Linked DNA regions of Homo sapiens: regions 1 and 3 are each linked to region 2. A link is a contact called in ENCODE Hi-C data. All regions are on one chromosome and are shown on one strand. The core of a region is the stretch at or near the end of the contact, and the rest is flanking DNA. Distances in the headings are between cores, read along the strand shown. Region 1 overlaps PRDM1 (PR/SET domain 1). Region 2 holds the start of FOXO3 (forkhead box O3). Region 3 overlaps CRYBG1 (crystallin beta-gamma domain containing 1).

The links. A loop is a pair of places that touch in the nucleus more often than their neighbours do. Pooled maps may share reads with other maps.
Region 1: a map of naive thymus-derived CD4-positive, alpha-beta T cell shows a loop between it and region 2 (13-fold over the local background). The contact joins the enhancer-like site here to the promoter of FOXO3 in region 2. A Hi-C loop is called at or near these places in 2 of 168 maps with a recorded cell type or tissue (CD4-positive, alpha-beta memory T cell and naive thymus-derived CD4-positive, alpha-beta T cell), 2 of 37 single-sample maps with no recorded cell type and 8 of 50 pooled maps.
Region 3: a map of naive thymus-derived CD4-positive, alpha-beta T cell shows a loop between it and region 2 (15-fold over the local background). The contact joins the enhancer-like site here to the promoter of FOXO3 in region 2. A Hi-C loop is called at or near these places in 2 of 168 maps with a recorded cell type or tissue (CD4-positive, alpha-beta memory T cell and naive thymus-derived CD4-positive, alpha-beta T cell), 1 of 37 single-sample maps with no recorded cell type and 10 of 50 pooled maps.

The regions. Positions count from the first base shown.
Region 1 is chr6:106,092,201-106,096,111 of GRCh38, forward strand. PRDM1 (PR/SET domain 1) reads left to right here. Exons shown (of 7, transcript NM_001198.4): 3 at 3,415-3,534. Among named protein-coding and RNA genes, the nearest start is that of PRDM1, 7.8 kb to the left of the region's middle. Within about 2 kb of position 2,236, at least 2 of the 41 ENCODE cell types and tissues checked have a DNase peak (open chromatin) inside an H3K27ac peak, as active enhancers do.
Region 2 is chr6:108,558,737-108,562,430 of GRCh38, forward strand. It overlaps FOXO3 (forkhead box O3), which reads left to right and starts at 2,181. Exons shown (of 3, transcript NM_001455.4): 1 at 2,181-3,093. The coding sequence starts at 2,473. RefSeq lists enhancers at 1-15, 2,658-3,158 and silencers at 546-905, 946-1,015, 1,995-2,214.
Region 3 is chr6:106,518,526-106,522,202 of GRCh38, forward strand. It overlaps CRYBG1 (crystallin beta-gamma domain containing 1), which reads left to right. Exons shown (of 22, transcript NM_001371242.2): 4 at 606-2,928. Among named protein-coding and RNA genes, the nearest start is that of RTN4IP1, 110 kb to the right of the region's middle. RefSeq lists enhancers at 740-1,939, 1,162-1,651, 2,392-2,441. Within about 2 kb of position 1,251, at least 24 of the 41 ENCODE cell types and tissues checked have a DNase peak (open chromatin) inside an H3K27ac peak, as active enhancers do.

The DNA.
Region 1 (3,911 bases), core at 986-3,485, 2.5 Mb before region 2:
CATCCTAAGCTGTCAAATCTCCTTCATTGTGTAAAATTGAAAAGAAGCCCTGTGTTTTGTCCGGAAGCTGTGGAAACTGTGGACGGCGGGGTGTGTTCTGTAACTGAGGCCACAGACAGAAACAAATCTGCTCAAGTGGTGGAGGGGTCTGCACCGCACATAAAGAGCTTCTGTGGGAGCAGGTGAAGCAAGGAGGTATTGAAGCCGGGTGTCCTCTTGCTGTTGAGTTTATAGAAGGCACAGAGCGGCCTGTCCCCAGCAGTAATTCTTTAGGACCCTGGTCAGTTCCAGTGAAGTTTCCTTCTTGAGTTAGGTGAACACATTCTTTGTCTTTTTAGCACTGTGAAGTTTAAGCTACACACCAAGTTCCTCCTTAGTATTTGCTTGGTTCAAAGATAAACTGTTACAAACTATGGGTCAGGGAGATGGGTAGTCTAAGATGCACATTCTGGATCTTTCTAGGACCAGAGGGAGACTTAGTACTTGGTTTTTTCACTTCCCTTTAAAAACAATCCTGGTTCCTGTTCCCCCTCCAAAGTTACCTGGACAAGCACCATAGTCTTAGAGTTTCAGCTTTTATGGCGTCTGTGTCTCAGACGTGCATTTGAGATGAAGATGTTTACTGTATATTAGAACGCTAGACTTAGAATGGATATAGGTGGTTTGTAAGTGCCTTCCAGTTTTGAAATTTTATGATTTTGTATCTTTATCTATAGGTGTGAGTTTATATGTGCCCTATAGCACTGTATGTAATTGAAATTTAAAATATTAGGGCGCTCTGTCCCTTTCCTAATGATAAGCTAATATTGAAGCTCTTTAATTTGTCTGGGGTTTGAGGATTATCATAGACCTCTCTTCTACCACAGAGCCTTCTCTTTTTAATTGTTCTCCTGTCTTGCCTGTTGAATTGAATTTGTAAGGTTAGAGATGGCAAGAGCTACTTCCGGTGCTGCTTTATAGCTTACTAGTGATGAGTCTATAGTTGTGCTCAAATAGGTATTGGGTAGCTTATGCTTTCTAGTTGACTTCTTTTTGGGCACAAGAAAATGTGTGTAAGATGGATAACTGAAAACCTAGAGGCCCATTCTGTAAAAGAATGGCAATTTGGAAGAAGAACCACGACCTCAGTGCAGTGCTCCGTTTTGGTAATCAAGCTCTGACTCCCAAGACACCATCTGTAAGAGACTATAATTTAAAACAAAGTTGATGAACCAGTTGAGTGCCTTTCTTAAAATTACTGTTGTAAAGTAGATATGTTGAAAATATCAACTGCTAATTATTGGCTCACCAACAAATGGCATGATTTGTTTTTCCTGTTTGTCATTCTAATATTATGGAATAATCACTGAAATATGAATGTTAAATGATTTGCATGTCATAGAATTCAATTCCATTAATTTTCCAAATTAATTAGATTCAATAATAATATGTCCAAAACAATGAGCCTCTGAATAAGTCTACTAAAGCTTTAAATATATATATTTATATCTCAAGACTGCTCTGAGATACTCTTGTCCCCAGTAGTTTTACTGCCAACAAATACCAATAATGACAAACGGTGATTAAAAGGGCAGATAGATGTAAATGAAGGCAGAGGAGGAGGATGAAATGAACATCTGCTTTTTTCAGCTCTCTGACAGAAATTCTTAAAGGACCAAAAATAACACTCTTGTTTCAACTTATGTTAGGTGTAGGAAAATTTTCTTTTTTTCTCTTTCCAGTCTGAGTATGCTTCATTGATTTGTATATTGAATACTAAATTGTTTTAGAAAAAAAAATCATTGGCTGATAAGACACTTAAATGAGAAAAGCTAGTCTGTCACAGGCATGTAGGTGTGCCATATCTATTTAAATAGAGGTTTAAATTATTGATGAGACTTAATGAGGAACTGGTGTATATTGTAACCAAAATTGTAGATTCCACTGTGAACAATCTGTGCATGGATCGATTCACATATTTGAGTCTACCATTTCAGGTACATGAATGTACAGGAGCTACTGGGAATATAAAAACTGGAAAATAAACATTATCATCTATTACCACTCCCTCCTCCTTGGTCCATTTTAGTAAAGAATTCAGTAAAGTGATAGGTAGGCTATCTTGAATGAGAAGAAAATAAAACTAGGAAAGTGAGAGAATAAAAACCAAAACAAAACTGTAACTGCAAACTGTTGTAAAGGACTACTCACAGAGGAGTTCTATTGAATAGTGACGAATTGCTTCCTGATTCACGGTTGGTGATTTTTTTACCCCTTCAAAGAGAAATTTATTATTAAGGAGGAACTGGTATAGTTAACATGTTTCTTTAGCAAGGCCCCACAAAGTTAAAATGTGTGATGCATCCAGTCTGAGGTCATTTCCTCAGATCTTAGAACCTACAGCTTTCCTCCGTATAAACTTAATTTCAAAGGAGGGCTTTTGGCCAGGCATGGTGGCTCAGCCTGTAATCTCAGCACTTTGGGAGGCCGAGGTGGGAGGATCGCTTGAGTCCAGGAGTTTGAGACAAGGCTGGGCAACATGGTGAGACCCCTTCTCAACAATAACAACAAAAATTAGCTGGGCGTGATGGTGCATGCCTGTAGTCCCAGCTACTCAGGAGGCTGAGGTGGGAGGATCTCTTGATCCCAGGAGGTCAAGGCTGCAATGAGCTAAGATCAAGCCACTGCATTCCAGCCTGAGTGATAGTGGGAGACCTTGTCTTTAAAACACACACACACACACACACACACACGAGGGCCTTTGACCACTCTTGAGTAGAAGACTCGAGAAGAACAAAGTAGAAGGCCAGAGAAGAACAAAGTTACTTGAAAGATCTCTTATTAAAGAGAATGTACAAGCTATGAAAAAAAAAAAACACACACACACACACAAACCTCATCTGGAATGAAAAAAACATAATGCATTTGGTTTCTGGTTCCTTAGGCTGTTATGGAACAACCAAAGAACATTATTTTGGTTTCTGAGGTCAGAACTATTTTATTCCCCTCAAGCACACTATGCTTATGGTTTGAGGGAGAATGAGAAATAGGAAACTAGGAACAGGCTGAAATGGTCTAATCTTGACCATCTAATTCTGCAGTGTCTTATTCTCATTCTAAAAGAGAATGGTTATATTCGCTGTTCTAGCATAAAAAGTAATGATAAAAATAAAAGATCCCGTATTACCAGACAATAATCCCCTAGACTGTTTTAATGCTTGGTTGAGTATTTGCTTATGATCTCAGACTTTAAAAGATGGTCTCCCCCTATGGTGAAGCTTGTTAATTATGTAGGCATCATTAATGTCTGTTTACTTATCAAAATTTTATCATTGTTAGTTGTATTACTACTTGACAGTCCAATTTATTTAATTGAAAAGATTGGTTAACATTTTATAGTCAAAGTAATTGTTTCCTGTGTTTTTTCCTGTTTAGGTTATTGGAGTGATGAGTAAAGAATACATACCAAAGGGCACACGTTTTGGACCCCTAATAGGTGAAATCTACACCAATGACACAGTTCCTAAGAACGCCAACAGGAAATATTTTTGGAGGGTAAGTAAGGGAAATTTCTTCAGACCCATTAAATGTTAGGAAAAAATGGAGCTAAAAGAGCTGGGTGGCTCACCTTTCTCATCCTGTGCTGAGAAATGCTGGGGCTCACCCATAAGTATCCAGCATCCCCATGGACACAGGGAATTCTGAACAAATGTGATGAAACCGATGAAATGTCTGGCCTGTAGGTGGTTAGTGATGGAGATACGGGCTATATGTGAATCTTGATTTTTGCAATTCATTAGAGCTTTGTAATGAAAGGAAACAGTTTGTTGCTTGCTTTAAGGATAGGTTCATTTGCATTTCTCCGCAAGGAAGTAGTAATGAGTTACCAAGCCTTAGATTTCACCCCTTTTTGATTTCTTGCTGACTTAACT
Region 2 (3,694 bases), core at 931-3,430:
TATCTCCGGTGACTTACAAGGATTTTTTAAAAAATATATTTATGAACTAGTGTGTAGACTTTTGGTGTGCATGTCGCGTGTGGTGCATTCGTAGAGTACAAATAAACGATTTGGGGCACGGATCGTAGAATAAGGACTTGTGCAGATGTTTTTCGTTTAACCTAAAGGATACGTCTTTTTTTAAAAGTCAAAAATGCCCACGTAGCGGTTTTGTCGTCATTTACAAATTAGATTAAAATTATTTCCCCTTCTCAGTTGTTCGGAATCTGCTCTTGAATGTAGGACGGGGGTAAATTTGCATTTCTTCCGGAGTTAGTTACACCTCTCCCCCGTTTGCCATGAAACCCATGAAAAGTGAAACACGACTGTGGTCCACCGTCCGAGGTGAGAGACTCAGTGCAAACCTTTTGGTGCCTGATCGAATCTGTGAGCATCAGCTTATCGAAGTTGTGCAGGCACCAACATCTTCGCCGTTCAGTATTTCCACACCGCGATAACCCTGCCCATCTTGCGGCCAGCATCTTATCTCGGGTGTTACCTGGTGTCGCGTTCTAACAGGGAACCGGACACCGGGGCTGGCCCAGAGCCCGGCGGGCGGACGCGCAGGCCAGGGACCCCCTGGTACCAGGCGCCCTGCCCGGAGTCAGGGAGGCCACGCCGCTGCGCTCCTTGGAGCGTCGGGGGCTGTGCGCTCCTGCCGCTCCCCCTTCTCCCTCCTCTCCCCACTTCTTCCTCCTCTCCTCCCTTCTCCCCCCTTCTCCCTCCTCTCCCGGGCCAGCGCCGCGCTTTGTTGTCGTTGAGACTCTCGGGAGGGAGGAGGAGCCCAGCGGGGACAGCAGCGGGAGCCCGCCGAGTCCCGGCCCACGGCGCGCGCCCGGACACCCACGCCCGCAGCCCCGCGGAGCCGGGCCGCGCAGGCGCGCGCGAGCTCACACACGCGCACTCACACACGCACGCCCGCCGCGCGCCCGGCCCGCCGCCCAGCCCGCCGCCCAGCCCTCCCCCTGGGCGGGGACCCGCCCGCCGTCAGCCTAGGTTGAGGCGCCCTGCGTGTGTCTATAACTTTGTGCTGCTGCCGCGGCCGCCCTGCTCGTGGAAGGGAGGAGGAGGAATGTGGAAGGTGGCGGCGCGCGAGCTGACAGGCGGTTCCTCGGGCGGGCTGCGGCGACGGCCCGAGCGCTTCTCCTTCGCCGAGGTTGCGCGCCCCCTCCTCGCCGTGCCCCGGGCCCGCGCGGGATCGTGCGTCGTCCCGCCGCGTCCCTGAAGGGAAGGAAGCGAGGTAGGCGCCGGAGCCGTGCAGCGGGCGGCCGCCTTCCCGGTGACTCCGGATCTGCTTCCGAGCTGGGCCGGGCGCTTCCCTTTCCCCTCCCTGAGCCGCGGTGTGCGCGCCCCCCTTCTCGCCCGCTAGTGTTTTTAAAGGACTCGGGAAGGGGGAAACTGTCAAGATGGCAGCAGCGGGAGCAAGGAGGTGATGAACGTGCTGGTCCGGGTTTTCTAGCAGCCCGGGAGACTTGGCGCTTCCCGACCTGTTGGAAGATTTATGTTCCGACTCGCTCCCTCCCCCGGATCCCGACTGGGAAGGGGGCGGAGGGGACGACGTCCGCGAGAATGCAAACCACACAAAACCCCGAAGTGGCCGTCCCCGCCGGGCTCGAACCTCTGCGAACACCCGCTGGGCTGCTGCTCCCCCTTCTTTCTGTCTTTCCTTTATTTTTTGGAAGTGACAAGGGCCCATCTGCGCCCAGACCCCCGTTCGCCCTCTGGCCCGCGGGCGAAGAGGGGAGAGGGAGCTGCCCGCGCAGTCCCCGGGCTCGGGCCATTCGACCGGGTGGGGGGTGACGGGGGGTCGCGGAGGCGGCCAGGCTAGGAAAGGGGAGAAGAGCCGAAGACAGCACAGACTTGAGCGGCGGCGCCGCGGGAGGCACTAGAGCGGGCCCGAGCGAAACATAAACAAACGCACGCACACCCGAGCTCGGGCTCTGACCGCGGCTCGGCTGCGCCAGCTCCGGCCGCTGCCCGCTTTAAAGGCGCGGCCGCCCCTCCCCCGGGCGCCCCTCCCCCTTCTCCCCGCCCCGCCGCCTAGCCCGGGAGGGACCTGCGGCTGGGCGGCGGGGGGAGGGGGCTGCCCCGCGCGAGGCCGTCGATTCGCTCGCGGCTCCATCGCGGCCTGGCCGGGGGGCGGTGTCTGCTGCGCCAGGTTCGCTGGCCGCACGTCTTCAGGTCCTCCTGTTCCTGGGAGGCGGGCGCGGCAGGACTGGGAGGTGGCGGCAGCGGGCGAGGACTCGCCGAGGACGGGGCTCCGGCCCGGGATAACCAACTCTCCTTCTCTCTTCTTTGGTGCTTCCCCAGGCGGCGGCGGCGGCGCCCGGGAGCCGGAGCCTTCGCGGCGTCCACGTCCCTCCCCCGCTGCACCCCGCCCCGGCGCGAGAGGAGAGCGCGAGAGCCCCAGCCGCGGGCGGGCGGGCGGCGAAGATGGCAGAGGCACCGGCTTCCCCGGCCCCGCTCTCTCCGCTCGAAGTGGAGCTGGACCCGGAGTTCGAGCCCCAGAGCCGTCCGCGATCCTGTACGTGGCCCCTGCAAAGGCCGGAGCTCCAAGCGAGCCCTGCCAAGCCCTCGGGGGAGACGGCCGCCGACTCCATGATCCCCGAGGAGGAGGACGATGAAGACGACGAGGACGGCGGGGGACGGGCCGGCTCGGCCATGGCGATCGGCGGCGGCGGCGGGAGCGGCACGCTGGGCTCCGGGCTGCTCCTTGAGGACTCGGCCCGGGTGCTGGCACCCGGAGGGCAAGACCCCGGGTCTGGGCCAGCCACCGCGGCGGGCGGGCTGAGCGGGGGTACACAGGCGCTGCTGCAGCCTCAGCAACCGCTGCCACCGCCGCAGCCGGGGGCGGCTGGGGGCTCCGGGCAGCCGAGGAAATGTTCGTCGCGGCGGAACGCCTGGGGAAACCTGTCCTACGCGGACCTGATCACCCGCGCCATCGAGAGCTCCCCGGACAAACGGCTCACTCTGTCCCAGATCTACGAGTGGATGGTGCGTTGCGTGCCCTACTTCAAGGATAAGGGCGACAGCAACAGCTCTGCCGGCTGGAAGGTGCGTACCCACCCCGGGCTGGCAGCAGGACCCGCCGGGCCTCCTGCGCAGCGCGAGACGCGTCTCGGATTCGTCGGAGTGCGCTTGCGGGCTCCAGGGCAAGGGGTTGGCAGGGGGAGCCTCCGCTGCGAGGCTTTGGGGGTTATCTTTGATCCCCGGAGTCGGGGCACCTGGGGACGGTCTCGGAGGGGTGAATGAGGCTCCCCAGAAGCTTGGGGCATGGCCAGGTGAGGAGAGGGGGCAGGGGACGCCGGCGAGGGAAGGGCGAACGGACAGGAGTACATTTGCTGGATTCTCCGGACAGCACCGAGGAGGTAGGTCCGCAGCCAACTTTGGAGTAGAGTTTACCGTAGTGGGGGTCTGGTGCGGGCGCTGTGGCTGGAGTGAGAGGTGTGGGGGTGTTTGGGACGCAGTGTCTGGAGGAGGGGTTGGATGTGTGGTTTCCAGTCTGTCGCAGGAGCATGTTGCGTCGTCACTAGCTGAATGAGAACCTTCGGGTCCAAGTTTCAGCTTGTGGGTGTTAACACCTACAGGCACATCGATCCGATTAGAAAAAGCAGTGGTTGCAAACCTTTTCCTGGACGGCTTCCTTTCCTTGCCT
Region 3 (3,677 bases), core at 1-2,500, 2.0 Mb before region 2:
ACGTACTCAATAAATTAGTTCATCCCTCATCCCTAGAGTTTCTTGGCTATATAATCTTCCGATCCCTCATATGCAAGCAAAACACCCATTAAAAATAGTTGGTAGTGTACTTAGGACTATTTAAAAATAGTTTCATTAAAAAACAAATGTGGCAGAGAATGGTGGCTCATGCCTGTAATCCCAGCACTTGGGGAGGCCAAGATGGGAGGATTGCTTGAAGCCAGGAGTTTGAGACCAGCCTGGGTGACATAGACCCCATTCTACAAAAAAATAAAAATAAAAAAATTAGTTGGGTGTGTGATATGTGCCTGTAGTCCCAGCTACCTGGGAGGCTGAAGCAGGAGGATTGCCTGAGCCCAGGAGTTCGAGGCTGCAGCAATCTATGATCACACTGCTGTACTCCAGTCTTGGCGACAGAGCAAGACCTTGTCTTAAAAACACATGTGTGCGCACACACACACACACATACACACACACACACACCACACTCCAAATGTTATATATCAGGGAGATGTTGGCTTTTCATAGTTTTATAATTAATTGGTTTGTGTGTTCACTTTTTAAAACTAGGTCAATAACTTTATCTTCCTGCTTTTTCCTCACAGCCCTGCCAAGCCCAAACATGTGGAACTAAATCTTAAAACCCCTAAGAATCTTGACAGTTTGGGAAATGAGCACAATCCATTTAGCCAGCCAGTTCACAAAGGCAACACTGCCACCAAAATCTCCTTATTTGAAAACAAACGGACAAACAGTAGCCCAAGACACACTGACATTCGAGGCCAAAGGAATACTCCTGCCTCTAGTAAAACGTTTGTTGGGAGGGCAAAGCTGAATTTAGCCAAAAAAGCCAAAGAAATGGAGCAACCTGAAAAGAAAGTAATGCCAAACAGTCCCCAGAATGGTGTGCTGGTTAAGGAAACTGCTATAGAAACCAAAGTTACCGTCTCGGAAGAAGAGATTCTGCCAGCAACCAGAGGAATGAATGGAGACTCTTCTGAGAATCAAGCTCTTGGTCCTCAGCCTAACCAAGATGATAAAGCAGATGTACAAACAGATGCTGGCTGCCTTTCAGAACCAGTGGCTTCTGCTCTGATTCCTGTCAAGGATCATAAGCTCTTAGAGAAGGAGGACTCAGAGGCTGCAGACAGCAAAAGCCTTGTACTTGAAAATGTAACCGATACAGCACAAGACATCCCCACCACTGTGGATACCAAAGATTTACCTCCAACGGCCATGCCAAAGCCACAGCATACATTTTCTGACTCACAGTCCCCTGCTGAGTCATCTCCTGGGCCTTCTCTTTCACTGTCTGCACCCGCTCCTGGGGATGTTCCCAAAGACACATGTGTTCAATCACCCATAAGCAGTTTCCCATGCACTGATCTAAAAGTGTCAGAAAACCATAAAGGATGTGTTTTGCCTGTGTCTCGTCAGAACAATGAGAAAATGCCACTTTTAGAACTTGGAGGAGAAACAACCCCTCCTTTGTCCACAGAGCGTAGTCCAGAAGCTGTGGGAAGTGAGTGTCCATCCAGAGTCCTCGTCCAGGTCAGGTCCTTCGTGCTCCCCGTGGAGAGCACCCAGGATGTGAGCTCCCAGGTCATCCCAGAGAGCTCTGAAGTTAGAGAAGTGCAGTTGCCAACTTGTCACAGTAATGAACCTGAAGTGGTTTCCGTTGCAAGTTGTGCTCCCCCACAAGAGGAAGTACTGGGCAATGAACACTCTCATTGCACAGCAGAGCTCGCGGCAAAATCTGGCCCACAAGTCATACCGCCAGCATCAGAGAAAACTCTGCCTATTCAGGCTCAAAGTCAGGGCAGCAGAACACCCCTGATGGCTGAATCCAGTCCCACCAACTCTCCCAGCAGCGGAAATCACTTAGCCACTCCTCAAAGGCCAGATCAGACTGTTACAAATGGCCAGGATAGCCCTGCCAGCCTTTTGAACATTTCTGCTGGTAGTGATGATAGTGTATTTGATTCTTCTTCTGATATGGAAAAATTCACTGAAATTATAAAACAGATGGATAGCGCAGTTTGTATGCCCATGAAAAGAAAGAAGGCCAGGATGCCAAACTCTCCTGCTCCTCACTTTGCCATGCCTCCTATTCACGAAGACCATTTAGAAAAGGTGTTTGATCCCAAAGTGTTTACCTTTGGTTTGGGGAAGAAGAAGGAAAGTCAGCCAGAAATGTCACCGGCTTTACATTTGATGCAGAACCTTGACACAAAATCCAAACTGAGACCCAAACGTGCATCTGCTGAACAGAGCGTCCTCTTCAAGTCCCTGCACACCAACACTAATGGGAACAGTGAGCCTCTGGTGATGCCGGAAATCAATGACAAAGAGAACAGGGACGTCACAAATGGTGGCATTAAGAGATCGAGACTAGAAAAAAGTGCACTTTTCTCAAGCTTGTTATCTTCTTTACCACAAGACAAAATCTTTTCTCCTTCTGTGACATCAGTCAACACTATGACCACGGCTTTCAGTACTTCTCAGAACGGTTCCCTATCTCAGTCTTCAGTGTCACAGCCCACGACTGAGGGTGCCCCGCCCTGTGGTTTGAACAAAGAACAGTCAAATCTTCTGCCCGACAACTCCTTAAAGGTCTTCAATTTCAACTCGTCAAGTACATCACACTCCAGTTTGAAAAGTCCAAGCCACATGGAAAAATACCCGCAAAAAGAGAAAACCAAAGAAGATCTGGATTCACGAAGCAACCTACACTTGCCAGAAACTAAATTTTCTGAATTGTCAAAACTGAAGAATGATGATATGGAAAAGGCTAATCATATTGAAAGTGTTATTAAATCAAACTTGCCAAACTGTGCAAACAGTGACACCGACTTCATGGGTCTTTTCAAATCAAGCCGGTATGACCCAAGCATTTCTTTTTCTGGAATGTCATTATCAGACACAATGGTAAGTAGCAATGTGTTATTATTTATTTGGGGTATTTTTAAAGCAAGGGAAGAGAAGGATGATGAGCAACTCATGTTATTCTTTTAGAAATGGTTAAGCTTATGTGCTATAGTTTTTATTCATTCATCACATATTTGAAAACCTGCAATGTACAAGGGACCGTTAGAGTGCAAGAAAAAAATGTACTAAGAGTCTTCACTGAAGGCATCTGTAGTCTTGCAGGGAGATAAAGCTACAAATGCTCTAAGGCACATGATCTTTTTTTTTTTTTTTTTTTTTTTTTGAGACAGAGTCTCGCTCTGTCGCCCAGGCTGGAGTGCAGTGGTGCAATCTCAGCTCACTGCAACCTCCACCTCCTGGGTTCAAGCGATTCTTCTGCCTCGGCTTCCCTAGTAGCAGGGAATGCAGGCGCGTGCCACCACGCCTGGCTAATTTTTGTATTTTTAGTAAAGACTGAAAATACAAATACGGGGGTTTTACCATATTGGCTGGGCTGGTCTCGAACTCCTGACCTCGTGATCCATCTGCCTCGGCCTCCCAGAGTGTTGCGATTACAGGTGTGAGCCATCCTGACTGGCTGGCAATAAATCTTTTAAGGCACATGTGAATTTATATGTTGTATTATGAAAGGTATAGGTAAGCTTTTAGAGTTCAGAGACAGATGAGTTGCTTTTTCTTACCTATTCTATGTAAAAATGCTCAGTGCTATACTTAGAATTTTGAAGATTTGTGAAGGAGCTTCCTCTATT